Linked DNA regions of Homo sapiens: all the other regions are linked to region 3. A link is an interaction called in ENCODE POLR2A ChIA-PET data of the cell type or tissue named here. Cell type or tissue: OCI-LY7. All regions are shown on one strand.

Region 1 (4,000 bases), 110 kb before region 3:
ACTGACCCAGGCCTAAAAATGATAATAGCAACTTGGTGGAGTTATCTAAAGTTTGACAACCTTTCCTCACCAACCGGCAGCCCCATAGGACATATTAATCACTGCAGTTTTTACCTTGTACCAGATATTTAGAAAGTAAAACCGAAGAAATTTATTTCCATGTGTTTTGGTTGAAAAAAAGAGACGTTTCACTCAATCTATTCCAGAAAATATAGCCACTTTGGGACTGAACATTTCTTTCCATCTTAGCCCAAAGGCAATCACATTAGGGACGTTGTATGCAATTGGGGTGATAAAAATTGAGCTGTGGTCTAACCTATTGCATAATTTTCATTCTAAAATTACTTGACGCCGGACATAATGGCCCCATCAGTCAACCTATCATCTGGCTAGTTAAATGAAGTAAAATAACCTCAGCTGGTCTCAGAGGAGTGAGAATTCAACTGCCTGAGGGGTTGAGATTTCCTGAGAGTTTGTTCTGGATCTCTGTTGGGTCAGCCAGCATGCAATCTTACCTTCTGTCTCCACGGAAAAGCCCATTCAGGCCAAGGGAGAAGCTGCTTTAGATGAAGGCTGTAACCCAAGATGGAAACACTTAACCAGGCCAAAAACACTTTTTTCTTTTTGGTGGATCCAGTGCACAATGATTGTTCCTAATTAGGAGGTCTGACTTGAAAAGTTCTCCCCAAATGCCAGGAGAAAGTTCTCCTTAAGTGTCTTTGCAAAAAAGATACAGTGGGACAGAAAGTCAGTATTGATTTAAGGAACACAGCTGCATAAACAATGTTCATTCACCACAAGAAGAAAATTTATAGTATTTGTCAGGGAAAAGTAAACACGTTAGGGACTCTGTTTGTGACACAGTGTCACACATGATCCTTTGAGCCAGCAGGGACAAGAACAGATCAACAACAGAAGCAGCTTTCTCATGATGCTTGGGGTAGCACTTTTTTTTTTTTAACCTAACCCATTTTCTGCTTCATATTTTAAGAGGACATTACATTCAGACCATTGATACGTCTGTGGATGTTGGGGAAAGAGAGGAAACTATAGTGATGAGTCCTCTACCATCCTCATTCTCTATACTTTCCGGAAAAGAAATTCTGGAAAAAAAAAAAAAAAAAGCTAAAAAGCTAAATTCTCTTAAGAATTTCAGTGGTTGTAGGCATTCACTCCTGAAGCTATTTTTCCCCCAGGTTTGGGATTTGGCCCAGCCTTACAGAAATGTTTTCCAGACTTTAAATTTCATGGAGAGTTAAAATTGGTTTTAAACCCAATACAGAGTTTCCATCTTTTAATTTTACAAAGAAAGGTCATCTAAACAAAACAATATGTTTCTACCATCTATTATTACCTTTGCTTTCTATAAGATATGAATGTTTTAATACCAAAAGGGAAAGGCAAGAAAAGCAAGGATAAAAGCCTCAAAATAAAGGATAAAGCCCAATCCTTCTCATTTAGCTATTGAAAGTTGAAGACTATATCAGTAAGTGGCCCTGGTCCACAGACGGGCATTTGGAAATCACCGCATTAGGGGAAAGGCCACCGGGAATGTCTTGTGCCAAGGGCTGTAGAACACAGAGGTGTTTTGTTGTGTGTGGTTCATGCAGAGCTGTCATACCCATAGCTGTTCATCATACCCGTATCTCAGCAATCTATAAGTGTTGTTAAAGGGGCCTTGGGAGGAATTCAACTGTTGTGAATTTTTTAGTTTATTTTAAAGTTTGGCAAAATTTATATTATACATCCCTGGATTCTTAAATCTTTAAAGCCCAGTGGAATTTCAAAGAGCTTAATGATGTTTTCCTTTTAATGATCTTGACCCCAGAAATTCATTTTTAAAAGTAGTGTTACAGAGATAGAAAGTGTTCTGAACATTTTCAGGATAACCTGTGGTACCAGTGAACATACACAGACTTCCTAGGGGTTCCATGCAGGAAAGTGTGTATGTGTGTGCTTGTATGGGTATGCATGTGTGTGCCTGCATCTGTTTGCATGTGTGTGCATGCGTGGCAGCTGGAAGCACCTACCAGGGAGAGCCCTACTTTTGCTTGTCAGGGCCCCAGAAAACTGCAACTTATTGCTCTGACTTAAATTGGCAAACTATAAAGGTCACTTTTGGTCCTTTTTAGAAAACATCTAACCAGAAAAGGGAAGTGCAAATTAGAACAGTTTAGGCAGAAACTGAAAGTTAAGAACCGAGGGAAGGCCTTTAGAAAGAGAAGTAACCAGAGAGGTGAGAGGAAGAACACCAAGAAGAAGGAGTGCTCATATATGCCAGACTTCTTACAAGGAGTCCTCAGGCCTCCAGCAATCCATGGCTTTACTGAGAGCTTTCTCCTCTATATAGCACTCCTATCTATTAAATAGACATGCGTAAAATTGGCTAAAACCTCCTGTCCCAGAAAGGATTGTGATGATGGGCATTTCTGAGAGGGAAGTCTGCTCACCTGTGAAACGTTCCTGGCAGAACTTCTGTGGCTCAGTCCAGGAAGAAAATGGACCCATCAAATGGGTTTAGCATTGAGGCTCCCTTCCTAGCCATTGCCAGCCTTCCAGCACTAGCCACATGGCCTGCGGATGCTAAGTAGGAAAGCCTAGCTGCCCCAACAACCTGATGTGTTTTAGCTTTAGGGCCTTACAGAGGGAAGCCTGGATCAGGAGTTAGAAGAACTGGACTTGTCTTCATATTTAAATGCCTGTAAGATGTCTGGGCATGGTGGCTCATGCCTGTAATCACATCACTTCGGGAGGCCAAGGCAGGCGGATCACTTGAGGTCAGGAGTTAGAGACCAGCCTGGCCAACATGGCGAAACCCCATCTCTACTAAAAATACAAAAAATCAGCTGGGCATGGTGGCAGACTCCTATAATCCCAGCTACTCCAGAGGCTGAGGTAGGAGAATCACTTGAACCCAGGAGGCAGCAGCTGCAGTGAGCCAAGATCATACCATTGCACTCCAGCCTGGGTGACAGAGCGAGATTCCATCTCAAAAAAAAAAAAAAAAAAAATCTGTAAGATGAAGAAAGTTGGTGAATATCAGTGGGGTGTTTTGTTTTATTTTATTCACTGATTTACGGTATTTTTTTCAGTAGCAGAACCTATTTTCAATAGAAATGCGATTTGAAAATCAATATAAATGCATAAATATAGAAGCAGCTTGATGGTGTGTAGAAGGGGCTGCAGGAGTGGACACTGGATCTCAGACCTGAGGGGCCCCCGTGGACACTGCTGATCCCAACTGCTCTGAGAAACTCCTCTTGAGACCTCCGGCGAAGATGCATTTCGGGTTTGACTGACATTCTTCCAGCCCTCACATCTGCTGACTCAGGGCTAGTGCTACAGAAATCCCACTTGGGTGTGCACATGTGGTTAACATTTTCAAAGGGGAGTTTTAGTCTGTATGTAGGGTAAAGGCAAGAAAGGCCATGACAAGATCAACAGTTTACTCAAAACTAAGCCCAAGAAAAGCAGTTATAAAGGTCCTGTCTCCATGCATCTGAGGTGTAGCACAGCCCCTACCACAGTTATGTCTGCAGAGGGGCATAAACTTCAGTCTATAAAAACAAACAGCTTTACATCAATCACAATTAGGATTCAGGGTGTTACTTGTTGATATATGTGAATAGTTACATATAGCTATATATGTATAAATAGTTACATATAGCTATATACGTATAAATCCAGTTATACATATGTATGTATATGTATAAGTCTTCTCAGTAAAGCCATAGGTAAATAAATATTTAAAGTAATGGAGGAAATTCTTAACATGAAAGTAGCAAAGACTGTAGAATGACAGAAAAAAACCTCTAAAAATTAAAACTTCTGCTTAAGGTTTGATTTGAGCTGTTGCCTTTGAAAACCCAAATGGTCCGAAAAGATAAAACACCAAATAAATTTCTTTTAAGCCCACAGCACCCGTTATTCCCACGTGATCCCTTATTCAGATACTAACCAGGCCCGCCCCAGCTTAGCTTTCAAGATCAGATGGAACCAG
Region 2 (4,000 bases), 250 kb before region 3:
CTGTTTCTTCCTATTCTGTCCCCTTACCAGCACTCTAAACTCAGTTATTAAGGCCATAATCTACTGGATGGAAGGACTGACAAAGGTGCTTAGATAATAATTATTGACTTGAATTAAATGGAACATATTTTTCAAAGTTAATAAAATTTCATGAAAGCAAGACTATCCCAGAAATCTGCAGCCTATGTTTAACCGAAGCCTTGGTTACATTCCGTCCATATCTACCTGAATTAGTACAGAGAAAAATACTACCTTTCTTACTATGTATGAAAATTATGCTCAATTCTTAGTATACTGATCAATTATTCACTCTTTACTAACTTTCCTGGAGATAATATTAGTTAACCTTACTTGGCTCTCAATACGTGCCAGGCATTATGCTAAGCACTTCCCATATATTTTCCCATTTAACCCTCACAACATTTTTAGATGTTGCTATTACTCGGGCTGAGATATTAAGTTTCTTTATCAAGACCATGTATCTGGTGGTGCCTAATGCGGGACCAGTTATGGTAAATATGACCCTAAAACCCATGCTTATTTGACTCTATATTAAACACTGGTAAGAAAAGCATGGTTCTGTAGGATCAGCTATACTTGAGTTAATATCTCAGTCCCATCACTAATTAATAGTATGTCATAGGGCAAGCTGCTTAACCTTTGAGATCTTTAGTTTCCTCATCTATAATAACTGAATTCAATTCTTTTCTGAAAAACTCTGAGAAAAGGGTCTGGTAAGATGTCAGTAGTGTTATAGGTGTCTGATAAATATGATCACACACACACACACACATATGCGCATACTTTGTCCATATTTTTATTTCTCTTATTGTTGCCTATTTCATACCGTCTGTTATTTAACTCTATCTACTTTATTCATTTATACATTATTTTTCTACACTCTAGTCAGGGCTTGTGAATTAACTGCTTACCAGTGGTTACATATTTATTATCAATTGCACAATTGCTTTATGTAGTTCTAGTAAAATGTTACTTCAAGTGTAAAATATGTCTAGTTAAGAGCAAATCACACATGCTAATAAACAAAATTGACACAAGCCATTATTTACTGAGCTTAAAGCTGGTGTTTGCTGAAAATCCTCAAGTCATTTCATTTTTGCTGAAGACTCATATTTAAGTAATTGTGGAACAGACATTCATTACTGTCAAGCCACACTTCTCTCTGCCTTTATGACAAAGAAAATAGCCTAGCATTAAGTTCATGTTCTACAGAATTATTTCTCATTAGGGAAGAAAAGTCAGAGAGAGTTCTAAGAATCCTGGACTAAATGTAAAAGCAATGCATCAGTACTGTCTGATATGTTATTTATAAACTGGCCTGAAAGGTAATCATATTTTAGCATACTTGCTTTTAGCCTGTTCATCTAGCTTTATCCTATCCCCTTGATAGAAATACATTGCTGATATAAGTTTCCTTGGTTTGTTTAAATATTGAGGTCTGTTTAACAACCACTTTTGTTCACCCAGGCAGGGAGCCCATCTGTGCCACTGGTGTGGGTGAAGATACCTGCTACCTGCAGGTCATTTGCAGGACTTGTCACCTTACAATACTGGCCAGAGAAAGGGCTACAGAGAAGGGCTTAGTTTCCTAACTTTTCTGATAAGAATCATCTTGAGCACTTGTTAAGCATATGGCTTCCCGGGTCTTTCCCACTAGACATCCTGATTCAGTGGGCTTGGGCATTTAGGGCTTAACAAGAAGCCCAGGTAACTTTTCAAACTTATCTTCAGGTAAGTTTGGAAAGCACTGTTATCAAGGTTATACATTTATAAAAATAAAAGTACCTTTTTATTTGAGAAAATGGATGCCATTTATCCTCTTGTGCTCTGTTTGGCAAGCAGTTCCTAGCATGCCACTGGGCCCTGACCGTGGGGTATCAAGCGACCATCTGGTCAGAGCTGCCCATCTGTCAGATCCACCAAGTCTTATGGTTGGGTGGCCAGCAGCAATCTATTGTAAGATGGACATGGTGTGTCTGGGATTGGGCACAAATAAGCTGCACAAACAGGTGATCCTTACCCCAATCCCCATGTCACCCTCCACTCTTACACTGGTGTCTCTCTCAGCACAAACATGTGGCCACTTGGTGAATCCCTTATTACCAACTGATAGAGGAAGCAAAAGGCTAAGCTTCATTCAAAGATGGAATGCTATTCTCTAGGACACAATACTGTACACTGGAAACCAACAACATTATATATGGTGCTGTGACTCCAATAGGTAGACTAAATGTGCCTAGGAACTAAGGGGTAGAAGTAGGAGTAGCCCAATTTACCATCATTCCCAGTGACCCACTTGGGGAATGATAGATACAATTTGGCTGTGTCCCCACCCAAATCTGACCTTGAATTGTAATAATCCCCATGTCAAGGATGGGGCCGGGTGGAGATAATCGAATCACAGGGGTGGTTTCCCCCGTGCTGTTCTCGTGGTATTGAATAAGTCTCATGAGATCTGATGGTTTTACAGACAAAAGTTTCCCTGCAGAAGCTCTCTTGCCTGCTGCCATGTAAGACTTAGCTCCTCAATCACCTTCCACGATGACTGTGAGGCCTCTTCAACCATATGGAACTGTGAGTCAACTAAACCTCTTTCCTTTATAAATTACCCAGTCTCGGGTATGTCTTTATTAGCAGCATGAGCACAAGTCTGTTCTCATGGGAATTTGTGCTTCCTTTCCCTGCAACTTTAGGCTGTATGGGTTATCATGCCAAAAGACCAGCATTAAAGGAAAAGAGTCACTATACAGGTAGGAATAACTGACCCTGATCACCAGTAGGAGGTAGGGACATGTTACACAAAAGATGCAACAATCTGAAAGTCTGGCATACTGGTTGATAAAATTTGACTGTGTCCCCACCGAAATCTCATCTGGAATCATAGTTTCCATAATCCCGACGTGTCGTGGGAGGGACTCAGTAGGAGATAATTGAATCATGGGGGTGTCTACCCCCATGCTGTTCTTGTGATAGTGGATAAGTTATTATAAGATCTGATGGTTTTATAAGGGGCTTTTCCCCCTTTGCTTGACACTTTTCCTTCCTGCCACCATGTGAAGAAGGACATGTTTGCTTCCCCTTTCTCCATAATTGTAAGTTTCCTGAGGCCTCCCCAGCTCTGCAGAACTGTGAGTCAATTAAACCTCTTTCTTTTATAAATCAGTAAGTATCAGGCAGTTCTTTATAGCAGTGTAAGAACAGACTAATACACTGGGGAACCACTGGACTAGTGTGTTTTAGTATGACTGTATGCAATTTTGGCAATAAGTAAGCAAGTACAGTAGCCACATCCTGAGAAGAACTTGCTGACAAAGGATTCAGACCTTCAGGAATGATGGTTTGGTCATTCCATCTGTGAACCACCTAGAACAGCAGACGTAATGGGTAAGAGTGAAGGGAATCTAGAATGGGCAGTAGAGAAGGGAGACCATGAGTATCAGTTGCAGCCTAAGACCATCTATATCAGTAGGGGCTGAAGTTCATATGCCAAACCTTTCTTTTATATATTTTCTCAAGAGATGAGACCAACCAGAATCCTGGAGAAACTGCAGATGGGGTAAATAGTGTAAGTAAATGGGTCTGAGAAACTGGGTGCTCATTACTGGGCTTTAGGGATCTGCAGCGTGCCACCCACATTCGCCCTTCAGGGCCCAGGGACTGATTCGCCCAACTGCCAGGAGAGTTGACCTCTGATGGCTGTGTCCATATCTGAAAATTGCCCTTGACTGATAAGAGCCACCTTGCCCGATAAGAGCCACGTTGCCCAAAGTATGTCCTGGTCTGGGGATATACAATGACTAAGAGATGTGGGGAATATCACATTGGTGTCATTTGCCTCAGTTGTAGACAACTCTGAATGGCCTTCCCGGCTGCTGTGGGGATTGGTTGAGATCTCTCTTGCAACTACACTGAAGTCCAACTTTTCCCTCTGTCCAATCCTGCTTCCCCTGTTTCTTCTGGGTGTTGTTCCTGAGAGCAG
Region 3 (4,000 bases):
TAGGAGTCTCAGAGTTTTCCAGCATAGAGCGTGTTTAACATTTTCCACATGAATCTCAGTCTGGCTTTGTTTTTGCAAAATGTTTTTCGGTGGGACCCGACTGACCTTTCTCAGATGGCCACTGGATCTGCTCCCCTTGCTATCTATCTGAGCACGTTCTGAAGTGGATGGACTTCAGTTGCCAGTTGGTGTAATCAGGCTGTTTCCAGAGTCTGATCTTGTCCCTTTAGTAACTGTTCCAAAATACTTGGGACATTTATAAGTAAGAACTCATGACTCCCACATATTTATCCTCCAGGTCAGAAAAAAATTCATAAAAGGAAAGCAAGCAGTGTTCATGATTTTTTATTTGAGTAACAGAATAGGGACTGCATGGATTCTCCCACATCCTCTGAGACTGTGATTTTAAAAAACAAACAACTCAGTCAGTGTGCTCCAAAGCCTGGCTATAATAACACAGACTTAAAAGCTAGATTTATGCTATTTATTAGCTCTGTGTCATTGGGTGGTTTACTTCCTCACTATAAAGCCTCACTTTTGTCATCTCCACAGTGGGGAGAAGAGTACCAGTCTCATGGGGTTGTTATCTGTGGTTTGAGTTACTCATAAGCTTTCTTACACCTCAAGCTTTTAGCCCTGGGCCTGGGACAGAGTAGATATTTCAATAAATATTTACTGAACGAATAAAAGTCTCACATTCCATTTCTTCCTGCAATGTCTTTGCTTATTCTGCTTTTTCCTCCCCTTCTACTTCTATCCAAATTCTACCCTTTCCTCAAGGTTCCATTCAACTTTATTTTCCACAAAGCTAAGCCATTTGCTCCAGCTCAGCTTCTCCGTCTTGACTTTGTGTCTGCCTGGAATCCTGCCTGCTCTTCACTTTATCTACCTGGCAAATTCCTACTTATCCTTTAAACCCAGCTCAAGTATCACCTCTACCAGGAAGCCTTCCCATGGGTCTCTCCTCTTGTTACTGCCCAGGTTCGTGGTACCTCTTTGACCACCTACACATTTCATCATGATTATTCATTTAAGTGCCATTTTTATATAAATATGTATTGAACACCTAATACATGCCAGGAGCTAGAGAGAGTCCAAGTGTGTTTTCCCTGAGTGGCCATTTCGCTTCTCAGTGTGGGCACCTCAGCCTTCTGCTTCAGAGCACAACCTCCAAACAGTAGAGCATGTCACGTAGGATTTCCAGGCCTTTATTCAGAGCTACCTTTATGACTTCCTTGTCTAAGGATGACTGTTTGCTAAAGCAGAATGGGCCACCCCGTGGCAAGGGGATGTAAGGGATTTGGGGCTGCATGTTCTAGTCCCTGTTTCATTATCTGTCCCCGAAACAGCTAAGCTGGAGGCTGGCTTACTCCTCCGAGGGCCTAGGTCTCAACATTTGGTAAGGCTCTCCTGCATGATTGGCTACCTTTGCCTGATTGTTTTTAAAGATTTTTTGTTATTGTTGTTGCCTTTTAACCTTCTTTTGACCAGTTAACTCTACATTTACACGTTTTTCTCACAGTGGTTTTTTTTTTTGATAACTTTAAATAATTAGAATAATAATATTTACCCAGTATAGAAATTCTAGTAATATGGGGAAAAAAATAAAGAATAAAATAATTTGTCCATCATCCTCACCCAAAATAAAAATTTTGGAGATATTTCTTTCCAGTTTTTTCATGTTGTTTACATTACAAAATGAATTCCAATCTTCTTAAATTTTTTTTTCTTATTTTTCTATTTTTGCCTTTATTTCATTGTTTACCCTTACTACTTATTTAATGTAACACTAAAACACTCAGGGAGATTGGGGTTACATAAAAGTTTATATGGTGCTGTTCTACATAAAATTGGAGAAAGTTCAGTTGATTTAATAGAGGTAGGGGCTGTTTTTTTCCTCTTAATTTTGATAAGGACAGAAACTCACACAGTGATATGAAACAAGTTGACAAAGAGAATTTGTATTTTAGGCTTTGAACATTGAAGAGGTGTAATACTTATTGCTTCAGACAGTAGACAGTACATATTTGGAATGGGTTATCTTTGAAAGTGGATAAAGATTGAAAATACAAATAGGTGCAAAAGAGGTAAAGATACATTTACAGAGCTGTATTGGACCCAATGGCAAACTAGGATGTTTCAAAAGCCATTCAAAGCAGGTTACATTTTTGAGGACAACCATAGCCTCCTGCAAACATCCCTTGGTGTGCTTTCCTGAAACCGGATACTGGTTTGAATAGCCTGTGAGTCTGCCTTAGTATGGAAATTGCCATTTTTTAATGTGGGGTCAGTGCACCTGGGTTGTGTGTTACAAAATCAAACATGAACTTCTTTGGGAGTTCCTTAGCAGGTTCACATCCTCCCAGGAAGGAGCAGGGGTGGTGGAGAGCATAGGACATCTGGCCCTAGGGTGTTGCAGCAGCAGGAGTCCAGGGTTTCTGCCTCTCTGAGTGTTAACTTCCTCTTCTCAAACTAACTTCCTGCATTTAGTGAAAAACTGGTTTCACGTGATTCCCAAGCTGCAGATCCCCCCAGTGTCTGCTGGGAGGGGTCTCTCCTCTTAGTTCCAGTTTGAAACCTTTCAAAACAGCCTTCTGACTGGTCCTGCTGTGGTCACATGCAGTCCCACCCTCCACCACCTATTGTAGCCAGGGAGGGGCAGGCTGTAAGCACAAGGTGGGAGAGGAGGAGGACAAAGTGGGCACTTGAGGCTAAAGAGTGCTTTTCTGGAAGAAGGAAAGGGTACAGGATAGACAGCAGAGGAACTAGCTACCACGTCGTTTCACCAGTGGGACTCTGAGCTCTGGCCAGAAACCTCAGCCACTCATGAGCTGTCTTGCCTATGGCCAACATTAGGGGTTTCTCAGTTGCTGGTAGTCTGTTTGACTGGCTTGTATATAGGTATAGCAGAGGTTTATTTGTATGGAGAATTGGGTTCTAGTTGTAACTTGTACTTGCCTTCATTTAGTCAAAGTTTGTATAATTTTTAGGAAGCCCAGCTTCTAGGCCTGCAACTTCTAGCTGTTATAACTTTGCAAAACACTTTCATATAATTGTATTTGACCCTCTTGATGACCTTGGGAAGCAGTTAAGGCAGGCTTTATTATCACCATTTTGCATATCAGGAAACCAAGACTCAGAGAAGTCAAGTAATCTGTCAACATACAATAGAAATCCAGTGGCAGAGACTGTCAGCTCTCTCAAGTCCTTTTCCAGGACTCCTGCATGTGCCAGAGGCCACTCTGCTGACTGAATAATGATGCCTCACCACTGTGGGAGAGGCCAGAGGACCAGGAAAGGCTGGTCTCAAACTGCTCTCAGTTTGATGACTAGGGACCAGACATACCTCCTTCCCTGGAACCAAACCTGGTTGCTCTCAGTCACCCCAATCAGGTCTGTCTTTTCTAGCACTCCACAATTTTTCCTGCTTCCCACATAGTTCATGCTCCATCCATGCTCCATCTCAGTATGTTTGCTGGTCTTTGTGGCTCTGAGTTGGCTGTGAACCTGAATATTTTTACTAGCTTCTTCACCAGTGCACAGGCTGTTCCTAGAAACATGGTTGTTGATAGGGACAGCCCTGAAAGAATGGAGATTTTGTCTTCTATGGTCCTGCTGAAGGCTAGTTTCTAATTTTTATATTTATTTATTTATTTATTTAGAGACAGAGTCTCACTCTGTCGCCCAGGCTGGAGTGCAGTGGCACGATCTCGGCTCACTGCAAGCTCCGCCTCCCAGGTTCACGCCATTCTCCTGCCTCAGCCTCCCGAGTAGCTGGGACTACAGGCACCCGCCACCATGCCCAGCTAATTTTTTGTATTTTTAGTAGACACGGGGTTTCACTGTGTTAACCAGGATGGTCTCGATCTCCTGACGTCGTGATCCGCCCGCCTCGGCCTCCCAAAGTGTTGGGATTACAGGCGTGAGCCACTGCGCCCGGCCTCTAATTTTTATTTTTTTCTCCAAAGCTTCAAAAGAAAGTTACACTTAGAGGAATCTA
Region 4 (4,000 bases), 790 kb before region 3:
TGTTTGCTGGGCTTCCAAAACGCGGAGCTTAGTCGACCCCCCAGCGAACCGGACGGCGCTTTGGTCCCCTCACACCTAACGGTACTCAGAGCCTGGTGCGGGAGCTGGCGCGCTCGCTCCTGGTTTCCTTCCAATTTAGGCAAAGGCCCTGGCCGCCCGTCTTCCTGCTTCTGCTGTGCCCTGCCACAGCACTCCTAAGACGGCGAATTCGTTTCTGCGCCAATTTTGTTTTGAATATCTACAAACCACTTTTCCTTGCATGAAGAAAACAAGGCAGGGCCCCCTGGCCCGTCCCACACCTGCGAGAGGCAGAGATACAGAGGCCTCGGGCCTCAGCCTTCATTTCCCCGCCCTAGCTTCGCGCCAAGCTGCAGTGTCCCCGACACACTGTCAGGACACGCGCTTTTCGCCCCTACTTTGTTCTTGCGCAGTCTTCCCAGCTGCGGAGAGGAGGGAGCGAAAGCAAAACGAAAGCACCCGGGGCGCATCAGTTGCAATAGCTTCCCTGAGCGCGGCCGTGGGAGGCCAAGATCTGAGGTCGCGAGGCGACGGTGGGGGCCCGAGCTGCGCAGAAACTGGGTGGGGGCGGTCCCTGGAGGGCGCCCGGGAGCTGCTAGAAGTTGTCCGGAGCCCCTCAACCCCCTTGGAAAAGCGAACGCGGATGTTAATATACCAACTCCGCAGGGAACTTTTGGCCCGGGTCTTGAGCTGAAATTCCAGACTGAATGGGACCGTGCTGAAAGTTCGACGAGGCAAAGGAGTATGGCGCGGGGGCAAGCTTTGACCCCCGGCTTCGTATCCTCGGGAGAGGCCGGGACTCCGGCTCGCCCAGCGAGGGTGCGCAGAGGCCTCCTGGGATTCTAGGCCCACAGAATTTTTGCTCCAGTGAAGTTGGATAAGCACTCCGCCTCCCCGCAAAAACCAGAGTTCTCGGCTTATAAACACTTCAATAAACTCTGGTGACATTCTCCGCGCTCGCTCCTTGCCCTCGCGGCAGTCACTGCAGGGACAAAGGCGGCCTGCGCAGACTTGGAAGAGGCGCGGCCCGCGTGGGCGGCTTTACCGGCCAAAGACGTTTTCAGTTAAGGGGAGGCATCTTCAGAGCTGAGGGTAACTCCCCACAGCCACCCCGCAGGTAGGGCAGCCAACCCCAATCTGGTCAGCTTAAAAGTGTCCTCGGTTTCGCCCCCTTTCCCAGCGAACCAACACTGGCAGATTGGCCTGCGAGCCGCTCGCTCTGTTGCTCTAGCACATTTATGTAGCCAAACGGTCGAAGAGCCCCATCTTTAAGCCCAATAAACACTTAACTTTATTCTATTTAATAACACATTTTGTTGTGGCAATATTTGTGGATTTTGGCAGGTATTAAAATCTGGTGATCCTAAATGAGTCCAATGTGGAAATGCAGTATTCTCTATGAGTAAATAGTTCTGTGCTTCCTCTCACTGGCACCTGACGCAAGGCGCAGCCAAGGACTATTACACCTCTGGCTGCTCGGACGCATCTTCGCACTGCGCCCCCTCGCTCTTTAAACCTGGGAGACTTGTAATTGTGTACCTGTTTGCATTGTTTAGCCTATGCATCGCAGATTATTCATTTTACTAACAGGACTCAAAAACAGCTGTAATTTTCAAAGATGCACGATGGAGTTCGCTTAGGCGAACCTCGGGAAGGCAGTCTTGGTTTCCTGCTAATGTTTTGCCGGTAACAGGCAGTAGTCAATCCCAGACTAGCTTTGTTGGTTTTTATTCCTCCCCTCTTTACCACAACGGCAAATACCAGAAAGTCCCAACTGTAAAAAGGGCGGCCCACTCCGCCCAAATTTCTCTATACGATGCTGAGAGGCGAGCTACAGGTGAAATAGACTCCTAGGCACTTCTCTTAGAAAAAGCCTTCTATTTCCTCTTTGAAAATACTTAGCAAAAGCTGTTTTTGACTTAACAGACTATAAAAATGCCTACTTTCACCATGCTCGCCCTTTGGTTTCATACGAAGCCACTTTTCTCACTTTCTTGCAAGTTCTTTTTTTCCTTTGTAATATATTTTTGTGAAACAGGTTCGATTGGGTTATCTTGCTAAACTGTCCGTCTAAAATTATGAAGTTGATGTTTTCTACTCTCCTTTGTTTAAACAAAAAGGACGCACACGGATGTGAAAGCCCGTGGTTGCCTTTATTCTGCACGCCACCTTTTTTTTTTTTTCTCTGCGTTCACAAATGATGCTTTGCCTGGGCTAGGTTCAGACTTCAGTACCTAAAACGTTATGCGTCTGGGCAGTCCCCAAGAGCTATCGAAAGGCCAGCCTTGCTCACCCCATTGGAACCAGCATCAGAAACCTCGATTTAGAGTCCAATTTGGAAACAGATCCGTGCCTTTCTCGGTGAAATGGGAAGTTGCCTAAACGATGCATCTGGCTTTAGATTTTATGGGGAATATGATCTGGAAAAGGGAACGCCTGTTTCAGCTGGGGCAACACGCCCCGCGCGGGTCCCCTGGGGCTTCTCCTGCAAACAACGCGCGGGATCTCGACCCGCAGGGCCTCAGTCGACCTCTGCGCGCCAGGCTTGGGGTTGACCCCACACCAGCGCGCTCCCTTCCTGGCCTCGCCTGGGGTCTCTGGCAGTGGCTGACGAGGCTTTTTGACCAAAGGAGAAAGTTTGAGGCTGCAGATCACATGTCCTTAAAGGATCTGGGGAGAGGGAGAGGCTCTTTGCAATTGGTGCCAAGAAACTCGAACATCCCGCGCTCGCCGCGAGGCGAAAAGAACTATCCTGGGGGAGCACAAGTGTTCCCGAGACTTTGCCAAAGTTTCCAGAGTCCGGAGGTAGCTTGCCTCCCACCCCCGCCCACCACTGGGTTATTTCCTAATCCCCTCTAGGCTGCCTCGGGCGAGGACCCAGGCGGGGCCCGGGGTGGCGGAGCAGGGAGAGTGGTGGGGAAGATGGACCTTCCTTGTGGCCGGCTCCTTCGGCAGTGGAAACCTCTAAGGGGTTAAAATGGCGCGGCTGGATGGGCGTGGGGAATGTTGCCAGTGTTCGGTCCCGACTCAGGGGAGAAACGGGGTGGGGGTGTGGGGATCCCGGAAAGGGCCGGAAAAGCCGGGAGCACCGGGAGGTGTGAGGCCAGAGTTTCTGCTACTGGGGGCTCTTCCAGGGAAGACGCTGGCGGGAATAGGATGGGGCTGGCAGCTGGGGAGCCTCGCGGTGGCTATTGCACGTCTCGGCCCCCCTGGACAGGGTTATGTCAGGAGAGCGCCCTGGCACCGAGCTCTGGCCGCTGGATAAGATACTCCCTCGCCGGCTCCCTCCGTGAGCGGGGCTGGGCGGGTGCGGAGGGGCGGGCGGTGCGCCTCGCCGAGCCCGGGGCGCTGAGGTCGGCAAGTCGTCTTCGGAACTGGCGGCGGCGCTTCTCCAGTCGACGTGGAAAAAAAAATCGTCTCAAATAGCACCCCTCGGTCTGCAGCCCTTTAACACTGGTAAAGTAGATAACAAGGAACTCTGCTGAACGAGGGAAACTCAGTTTAGAACGTCCCAGAGTTTCCAAGTTTGTCAAGCGACTGGGAATCTTGGTCGCCGCGTGGAGAGCTGCGCCCATTTCCCCTTCCAGAAGAAAACTGAAGGCGTATTCCTCCAAAGGAAGGCTGCAGTCAGGCGCCACACAGAACACAGGCAGTCCTCTCCGGCCGATCTCGGGCTCGCCTCTCCCAGGGCCGTAGGGAGCATCTTTTCTGAGCAGCCCCGGGAGGGCAGCTCCGGGCGCTCTCCGCGCTGGGCCCTGCCGCGGCCGGTGCGTTACATCAGGAAACGCTTGGTCCGGTTTTCTGTCTGCTAGTCAAAACAATTGGCTGAATCTCGAAATAACTTTTTTGATAGTCCGGAAAAGAAACATGACAAATAGACTCACCATCAGGCTTGCGTCAGAGAACCATTTTCCCCAGACTATAGTGAGATTGTTTTTTTCATTAGTTGCAGGAACTGATTTTTTTATGATTTACCTACCTG
Region 5 (4,000 bases), 130 kb after region 3:
TCCGCTGAAGCCTGGTAGAGAAGAAGCCTCCTGGTTCCCGTCAAACCTTGGAACAGAGTAGTCAGCCCTACCAGGGCCACAGCAGGGGGCCAGGGGTCTATCTGGTGGCAAGCAGGGGTGAGGGACAGGGCGAGGTACCTTGTTGTGTACCCACTCGGTGTCAGGCATTTTGCTCACCTTATTTGATTTCTTCTGTAGGACAGATGAAACCCCCTGGGTTGTTGTCCTACAGAAGAAATCAAATAAGGTGAGCAAAACGTCACAGGTATCATTGCTGCATTACCAGGGGAACATTTACCCCAGGTTACATTATCAGGAGCCGGTGTAGCCAGGGGGCTCACCCAGGTCCGTCTGATTCCAAAGCCCTTGCTCTAGACATTGTCGACTTCCCCTCCAGTCTGTGGGATTAAGCATCAGCCTTGGAATCAGCAGACCTGAATTCAAGTCTCCATTCGTGGCTGGTTGCACAGCCTGGGTTACTTGTCCCATCCTCAGAGGAGAATAGTGAAGAGCAAACGTTATAATGCCTGATTTCAAGACGTTGTCAATTTTGTGTTGTTCTTATTTTTAAAGATGTGAGTGCAGAGAGGCTTGCTGGCATTTGCTGATAGCTAACTGTTGAAACACATTTTACTGTGGGTGTCTTCGCAAGCAAAGTCTAGACGGACACAGCTGTGCCAAATGGCTGTTGTGTGTTGTTTTGAATTTTGTCGCTTCAGATCACTAATAACCCACTTACACACTAAGTAGGCACTTATTCATATACAGAACAATTCCTTATGCAATGCTCAACCTGCCATCTGGTCCCCTCCTGAATTATGCTAATTGGAAAGCACAGAGCTATGCAGTGGCAGAGCGGTCTGGAAAAGTCCCAGCAATTGCTTCAAGGTAGGGAAATTGCATTCTGAAGCCCACATGGAAAGCAAAGCCCTCACTAGTGGTGACTAAGCACACTTTTTCCCTTGTCAAAGGGAGGATTTTCAACTGACCAGTATATTTTGTTAGACAGTAAAATGTCCTTCCTGTAGCCTTTCCTTTGGATGGGTCTTGCTCTCTCAGACTCATGGGAGTTGGAGACATACAGAATCACGACGGGCTTCCTGGGGCTGTCCTGATTCCACATCTCATACATGTGTTCACTCGATTTTGCATCCCAACTTCTTGTTTGAAAAATGCATTCACCATACTCATTTACTCTTTCAGATAGATATAGGCCAATAGATGTTATGGAAATAAACTACAAGAAGAAAAGATTCCTGACATTCAAAGCTAGGCAGAGAGAAACCACAGTGATGTACGTTGGCTTTCGGTGGAAAGGTGATGTGGGCCAGCCCACACATTGGTCTGTAGACTGGCTGCTGCCTCTACACATGTTGGTTGGGTTGGGAATGTGACGGCAGTGGGGCAGGTATGTGATGGCATCTCACTGCTGGAGGTACTGCCACACCGTTTGATGTACATGAGCACAGACAGCCACAAAAATGGACTGGGGTGATATGATATATACAGAGTATTTCTTTCTGGAGATATACAAGCTGATTCAAGTTCTTATATTAGTCCACTAGGGCCACCACGACAAAATGCCATAGATGGGGTGGCTTAAACAACAGATATTTATTTTCTCAGAGTTCTGGAGGTCGGAAGTCTGAGATCAAGGTGATAACATGATTACTTGACTTATAGAGGGTCACCCTCTCACCATGTTCCCATGTGACAGGGAGTGAGAGAGCCAGTGCTCTGGTATCTCTCCTATAAGAGCTCCAATCCTATCAAGAGGGCCCCACCCTCATGAGTTCATCTCAACCTAATTATTTCCCAAAGGCCCCATTTCCAAATATGAATTTGGGGCATGGGGGCACAATTCAGTCCAGAGCAGTTCTTAGGTTAAAAGATATTTTTAGAATCTTGAAAAAGATCTGCATCCACCCTTGAGAGCATGAAATGACCAACTTTTCCTGTGAAGGGCAGATAGTAAATAATAAATGTTTTCGGCTTTGTAGGTCATATGGTCTCTGCGCAGCTACTCAGCCCTGCCACTGTAACACAAAAGCAGCCATGGACGATGTATAAACAAAGGGGCACGGCTGTGTTCCAATAAAACGTGACTTACACAAACAGGCAAGGGCCCAGATCTGGCCCATAAGCTGTATGTAGTTTGCTGACCACTAATCAGAGAGCTCAGAACATAATTTTTTTTTTTTTGAGACAGAGCCTTGCTCTGTTGCCCAGGCTGGAGTGCAGTGGCACGATCTTGGCTCACTGCAGCCTCCGCCTCCCAGGTTCAAGTGATTCTCCTGCCTAAGCCTCCTAAATAGCTGGGATTACAGGGGCAGGCCACCACGCCTGGCTAATTTTTTTTTTTTTTTTTTTTTTTTTTTTTTTGCATTTTTAGTAGAGATGGGGTTTTACCATGTTGCCCAGGCTGGTTTTGAACTCCTGACCTCAAGTGATCCACCCACCTCAGTCTCCCAAAGTGCTGGGATTACAGGCGTGAGCCACCGCACCTGGCCCATAATTTATTTTATTTTATTTTATTATTTTTAAGTTCCAAGGTACATGTGCAGGATGTGCAGGTTTGTTACATACATAAATGTGTGTCATGGTGCTTTGCTGCACAGATCAACCCATCACCTAGGTATTAAGCCCAGCACGCGTGAGCTAATTTTCCTAATGCTCTCCTTCCCCCCGACCCCCACAACAGGCCCCAGTGTGTGTTGTTCCCCTCCCTGTGTACATGTGGAACATAATTTTTTACCACAGCCATTTGAAGTGAACAGCAAAGCCTGTCTTCTTATAAGGGACAGTATCTAGAGGTACAAAACATAGAAATACCCCCATCCTTCCTTCAGATTCAACATTTGGCTGACATTTACCAAACACCCAGTATGTGCCATGCATGTTGCTAAGTGCCTTACATTTGTTATTTGATTTAATTCATTCCTTCCCACAACCCTGTAAGGTATTATTCCTTTTGCAGGAGATCAACTCTCAGTGAAATTCTAGCCCAAGGTCACACAGCTGGTGTGACGGAAAAGAATCCACCCTCCATTCTCATTCTGGAATAACAACGAGATGTTCTTTCGCAGAGGGCTCAGACCAAATCAAGACTACACGATACAGCCACTACGTCCTTCTGCTGCTGGGATCCCTTGGAATAAAATCAAGAAAAGACTAAAGGTGGGCTTAATTTCACTACCCATTGTAAGCTTTTTTGCCGTTTTATTTCCTAAGCTCTGTCAAAACTCCAGATTTTCAGCTCAAAAGTAGTCATCTCTCATTACAGAATTTCCACCTAATGATTTGTATTCTTCCTGTGGAAGGAAGGTTACTAGATGCTCCTCTTACTTAGCTAGAAGAAAGGAGGTAATTGCAAACCACTGGACTTGCTCGTGGACCTCCTGCCCTCACTAGGATCACAGATGTGCAGAATTGTCAGCCACAAGGGCAGCACCTAGGCTTTGCCTATGTGGGGTGGACATATTAGGATCAAGAGGGGATCTGTCTGTCTGGTTTGCAAAAGCATATTTAACATCGTAATCGCATACTTTTAAAAAAAATTAAAGTGATGCTTAAGAAAACAAAACAGGTAATCTCTTTGGCAGGTGTGTCAAGCATAAAGGCTGACAGGTGACCCTCTGGGGTGGCTGTGCTGCTGCCACCTGTTGAACAAAAAGGCCATAGCTGGGGAGCAGAGCTGAGTCGAGAACCCAGGTCTCCAGGCCTGCAGCCCCTGGGAGCAGCACAGTGCTGTAAAGAGGACACATCCCGCTCTCAGACTCGAGCGCAGAAAGCTCGATGCTGTGTGCTTTTTGATAACCCAGCCCCACAGAAACCTCCCCTGGTGTTAGCTGCTGGAGAGACAAAAGGGCCTGGGAGTCCCCCCAAGACAGGCTGGACAGGATAGGGGTGAGGTTTGCAGGTATCACTGACACTTCCCAGTTCCTGGGCCAGCTTTGGCCTAGAATCTCTCTCTGTAAGCTTCTTTGGAGAGCGGAGCTGG
Region 6 (4,000 bases), 1.7 Mb after region 3:
AGGCATTTGGAACAGCGTGGATGGAACTGGAGGTCATTATGCTAAATGAAATAAGCTAGGAAAAGAAAGACAAACGTCTCATGTTCTCACTTATTTGTGGCATCTAAAAATCAAAACTATTGAACTCCTGGTCATAGAGAGTAGAAGGATAGTTACCAGAGGCTGAGAAGGGTAGTGGGGAGTTGGAGGGGAGGTGGGGATGGTTAGTGGGTACAAAAAATATAGAAAGAATAAGACCTATTTTAATTGCGCAATAGGGTGACTGTAGTCAATAACAATTGTATATTTTTAAATAACTTAAAGAATGTAATTGAATTGTTTGTAATTCAAAGGATAAATGCTTGAGTACTCCATTCTCCATGATGTGATTAATACGCATTGCATGCCTATATCAAAACATCTCATGTATTCCATAACTATATACACCTACTATGTACCCACAAAAAATTTAAAAATAATTTAAAACAGTTTTTTAAAGAAAATACTGATGAAATGAATGGAATTAACTAATTCAAAGTTTTCTAGGATGTGGTAGCAACTCTCTGAAAATCGTCCCCCAGTGGCCACTGCTGCTGGTACTTTCAGGGAAGTGTGGTTCCTTCACTTTGAATCTGGACTGGCCCTGTGACCCATTTTGCACCAATAGAATGAAATGAAAGTGATGTCATGTGACTTTCAATGCTGTGCAGCTTTAGTCTGGTGTGAATGTTCACTCTAAGGCAAGCCAGCTGCTCTGTAAGAAGTCCAAATATAGGCCAGGCCCAGTGGCTCACGTCTGTAATCCCAGCACTTTGGGAGGCCGAGGCAGGCCGATCACGAGGTCAAGAGATCAAGATCATCCTGGCCAATGTGGTGAAACCCCATCTCTACTAAAAATACAAAAATTAGCTGGGCGTGGTGGTGCATGCCTGTAGTTCTAGCTACTCGGGAAGCTGAGGCAGGAGAATTGCTTGAACTCAGGAGGTGGAGGTTGGAGTAAGCTGAGATTGCGCCACTGTACTCCAGCCTGGAGAGAGAGAGAGACTAAAAAAAAAAAATAATAATAATAATAAAAAGAAGTCCAAATATGCTGAGATGCCATGCTGTGAGGAAGTGCAACCCAGCCAGGTACAAAAGTCATGGGGCAAGCTGGCGCAGTGTCTCACGCCTGTAATCCCACACTTTGGGAGGCTGAGGCAGGTGGATCACCTGAGGTCAGGAGTTTGAGACCAGCCTGGACAACATGGTGAAACTCCCGTCTCTACTAAAAAAATACAAAAAGTAGCCAGGTGTGGTGTCGTATGCTAATCTGGAGGCTGCTAATCTCCAGCTAATCTGGAGGCTGAGGCAGGAGGATAGCTTGAACCTGGGAGGCAGAGGTTGTAGTGAGTCAAGATCACGACACTGTGCTTCAGCCTGGGCAACAGAGTGAGACTTCATCTCAAAAAAAAAAAAAAAAAAAAAAAAAAAAAAGCACGGGGCAAAGGTGTGGAGAGAGATTCAGCTAGCCCCTGTTTCTTCCAGTTACTCCAGCTGAGGCATCAGATGTGTGGGTGAAGAAACCACCAGACGCGGTGGCTCACGCCTCTAATACCAGCACTTTGGGAGGCCGAGGCGGGCGGATCACGAGGTCAGGAGTTTGAGACCAGCCTGGCCAACATGCTGAAACCCCGTCTCTACTAAAAGTACAAAAAAGAAAAAAAAAATAGCCGGGCGTGGTGGCGCACGCCTGTAATCCTAGCTACTCAGGAGACTGAGGCAGGAGAACTGGTTGAACACGGGAGGCGGAGGTTGCAGTGAGCTAAGATCGCGCCACTGCGCTCCAGCCTGGGCGACAGAGGGAGAGTCAGTCTCAGAAAAACAACAACATAAAAACAGACTGATCATCTGTAGTTTTTGCACAACTGATCACGCCCTCCACTATCTTGTTCGGCGGTCTCGGCGGTCTGGAATCCTCCTAGGCCAGCGAACCTTACTGAACACTGGCGAGGACTCCGCCTCTAGGAATAGAATCGCGGGGTAGGTGGGGTCGTCTGGAGGTAGCTGGCTCCGCCCGGCCCGCGGGCGAGTCCGGAATACAGTTACCCACCTCAGTTGCCCACCGGAAAGCAAAGGGAGAGGAACCCGCCAGACCAGAAACGGAAGAGAGCGCGGGGGATGTGTTTGGCGTGGGGCGCACTGTTCAGTTGCTCTCCTGGATGGCTTTATGTCTCCGCGGTGTTTCCTAGAGTCTCGGCGTTTCTACCTCTTCGCACCCTTTCCTGCCACCCTTTGTCCCCTGGAAGCCCGGAGACATCAGCGGCTGCAATTTTGCTACTCGCTGCTCGGCGTGGAACTGTCAGGTACCGCAGTTCAGCACTTTTGGCTCCGCAGGTCCTCGGGCATCCCTGTGCCCCGTGCTGTACATTCAGTTATCCTCCAACTTCCTGGTGTCGATGTTATTACCTGCTGGGTTTTAGAAGCTATTGCTTTAAATCTGAGAAAAGAAAAATCCCAGAAAGATAAGATGACTTGCCCAAGGAAACATAGCGTGCGTGGAAGACAGAGCTCCAATTACAAGCCGGGTCGCTGTGCCTCATTCGTCTTGTCATCAACTCCTGTCAGTTTATCCAAGCTCCAAAAGCGAAGTTGTTTTAGCTTTTGCTTCCCAAGATTTATGTGATAGTCTCATTTCTGTTTCCTTCATTTATTCTTTAGTTCATTATTGGAAAACTTTACAGCGTGCCAGTACTGGTCATAAACCCCAAGTAAGACAGTCTTGTCATCACGGAGCGTGTAGTTCCAGCAAGTAGACAATTTAAGTGCTGTGTAGTGAAGTAATTGCTGAGATAGTGTATGGAAGCACAGAGTACACCATTCATCCAACAAGTAATTGCTGGAGGAGCAAATAGGGACACCTAACCATTGCAGGGGCGACTCAGGATATCCTTTCTGGAAGAAAAGTCTGATGAAATCTGAAGGACCACTGGTTGAAGTTAGCCAGGAAAGAAAACGTGTTGCAGCATACTTGGTTTTGCTGTTTATCCTCCGAGTACTTTATTGTTATGAAAGCCTAATTCCACTGTGTAACTTCCATGCATAACACTCAGAAGCCAGTTAAGTACAGTGCTGAAGCAGGTTAGTAGCAGTGAAGATGGGAAGGACCAGCTGAATGGAGGAGAAAAATTGCCCAGGTAGAATTAAGGGGATGTGACATCATGGGATAATGGTAGGGTGGTCAGAGATAGCAAAGATTTCAACTGGCTGCTTTGGAGGATTATGGTATCCTTAACGTTAGCAGAAGAATGCAGATCCGGGGTTGAGAAAGATTTTTACGTATGTTATAATTTTTGGAAAACAGAAAAAATCTGTTTATGTCAGGGGGCATTTTAATATAGAAGTGTGAAAAATGGAAAATCAGTCTGAAAGGGGACGTCTTAAATGTCGTTTTGAAGGTGTTGCATTTGAAGTACTGATGAGATACTGTCAGTGGAAACAAACTCAGGTGGGAGGTTAGGTTTAGAATTTTATGTTAGTGTTATGGAGTTACTTATACATAATTTTCCTGTAATGTAGATTGCTTTCTGTGGTATGAAAGCAGTCTTGAAAGGAAACATTGTAGTAAAGATTATATGTGAGATTCATTCCCCTGATTACCACCTTTCTGTTAAAGTACCTTTAATATTAACTTTATTTTCTTTTTTTGAGACGGAGTTTTGCTCTTGTTGCCCAGGCTGGAGTGCAATGGCACGATCTCGGGTCACCACAATCTCCGCCTCCCGGGTTCAAGCGATTCTCCTGCCTCAGCCTCCTGAGTAGCTGGGATTACAGGCATGCCCCAGCTAATTTTGTATTTTTAGTAGAGATGGGGTTTCTCCATGTTGGCCAGGCTCCAACTCCCGACCTCAGGTGATCGGCCCGCATTGGCCTCTCAAAGTGCTGGGATTACAGGCATGAGCCACCACGCCCGGCCAACTTTATTTATTGTTATTATTATTACTAATTATTTTTGAGATGGAGTCTCACTCTGTGGCCCAGGCTG

Evidence for each region. Peaks named below come from ENCODE experiments on the same cell type or tissue, not always from the same donor. Only the 100,000 strongest peaks of a DNase experiment are listed, where the experiment ranks them.
Region 1: POLR2A ChIA-PET joins it to region 3 with 7 read pairs; 8 of 35 experiments call an interaction of 5 or more read pairs at or near these places.
Region 2: POLR2A ChIA-PET joins it to region 3 with 9 read pairs; 3 of 35 experiments call an interaction of 5 or more read pairs at or near these places.
Region 4: POLR2A ChIA-PET joins it to region 3 with 6 read pairs; 11 of 35 experiments call an interaction of 5 or more read pairs at or near these places.
Region 5: POLR2A ChIA-PET joins it to region 3 with 5 read pairs; 2 of 35 experiments call an interaction of 5 or more read pairs at or near these places.
Region 6: POLR2A ChIA-PET joins it to region 3 with 6 read pairs; 1 of 35 experiments calls an interaction of 5 or more read pairs at or near these places.

The regions. Positions count from the first base shown.
Region 1 is chr13:50,809,079-50,813,078 of GRCh38, forward strand. All of the region lies in intron 2 of DLEU7-AS1 (DLEU7 antisense RNA 1), which reads left to right. It also overlaps a transcript of DLEU7 not described here and the pseudogene RNA5SP28. Among named protein-coding and RNA genes, the nearest start is that of DLEU7-AS1, 3.2 kb to the left of the region's middle. In OCI-LY7, no CTCF peak of the experiment used is centred here; a DNase peak (open chromatin) is centred at 2,143; H3K4me3 peaks cover 1,238 bases; H3K27ac peaks cover 1,362 bases.
Region 2 is chr13:50,663,210-50,667,209 of GRCh38, forward strand. No RefSeq gene overlaps it. Among named protein-coding and RNA genes, the nearest start is that of DLEU1-AS1, 140 kb to the left of the region's middle. In OCI-LY7, no CTCF peak of the experiment used is centred here; no DNase peak of the experiment used is centred here.
Region 3 is chr13:50,914,495-50,918,494 of GRCh38, forward strand. All of the region lies in intron 1 of RNASEH2B (ribonuclease H2 subunit B), which reads left to right. Among named protein-coding and RNA genes, the nearest start is that of RNASEH2B-AS1, 5.8 kb to the left of the region's middle. RefSeq lists enhancers at 409-498, 2,697-2,846. In OCI-LY7, CTCF peaks have their summits at 1,285 and 1,486; DNase peaks (open chromatin) are centred at 549, 1,277 and 2,457; H3K4me3 peaks cover 3,167 bases; H3K27ac peaks cover 3,427 bases.
Region 4 is chr13:50,127,076-50,131,075 of GRCh38, forward strand. All of the region lies in intron 2 of DLEU1 (deleted in lymphocytic leukemia 1), which reads left to right. Among named protein-coding and RNA genes, the nearest start is that of DLEU2, 3.5 kb to the left of the region's middle. RefSeq lists a silencer at 3,260-3,359. In OCI-LY7, CTCF peaks have their summits at 1,530 and 1,738; DNase peaks (open chromatin) are centred at 1,516, 2,206, 3,396, 3,866 and 1 weaker place; H3K4me3 peaks cover 3,722 bases; H3K27ac peaks cover 3,282 bases.
Region 5 is chr13:51,040,524-51,044,523 of GRCh38, forward strand. It overlaps the pseudogene GUCY1B2. Among named protein-coding and RNA genes, the nearest start is that of C13orf42, 69 kb to the right of the region's middle. In OCI-LY7, a CTCF peak has its summit at 3,608; no DNase peak of the experiment used is centred here.
Region 6 is chr13:52,615,362-52,619,361 of GRCh38, forward strand. It overlaps a transcript of HNRNPA1L2 not described here. Among named protein-coding and RNA genes, the nearest start is that of LINC00345, 17 kb to the left of the region's middle. RefSeq lists enhancers at 1,479-1,598, 1,989-2,208. In OCI-LY7, no CTCF peak of the experiment used is centred here; DNase peaks (open chromatin) are centred at 630 and 2,070; H3K4me3 peaks cover 2,606 bases; H3K27ac peaks cover 1,605 bases.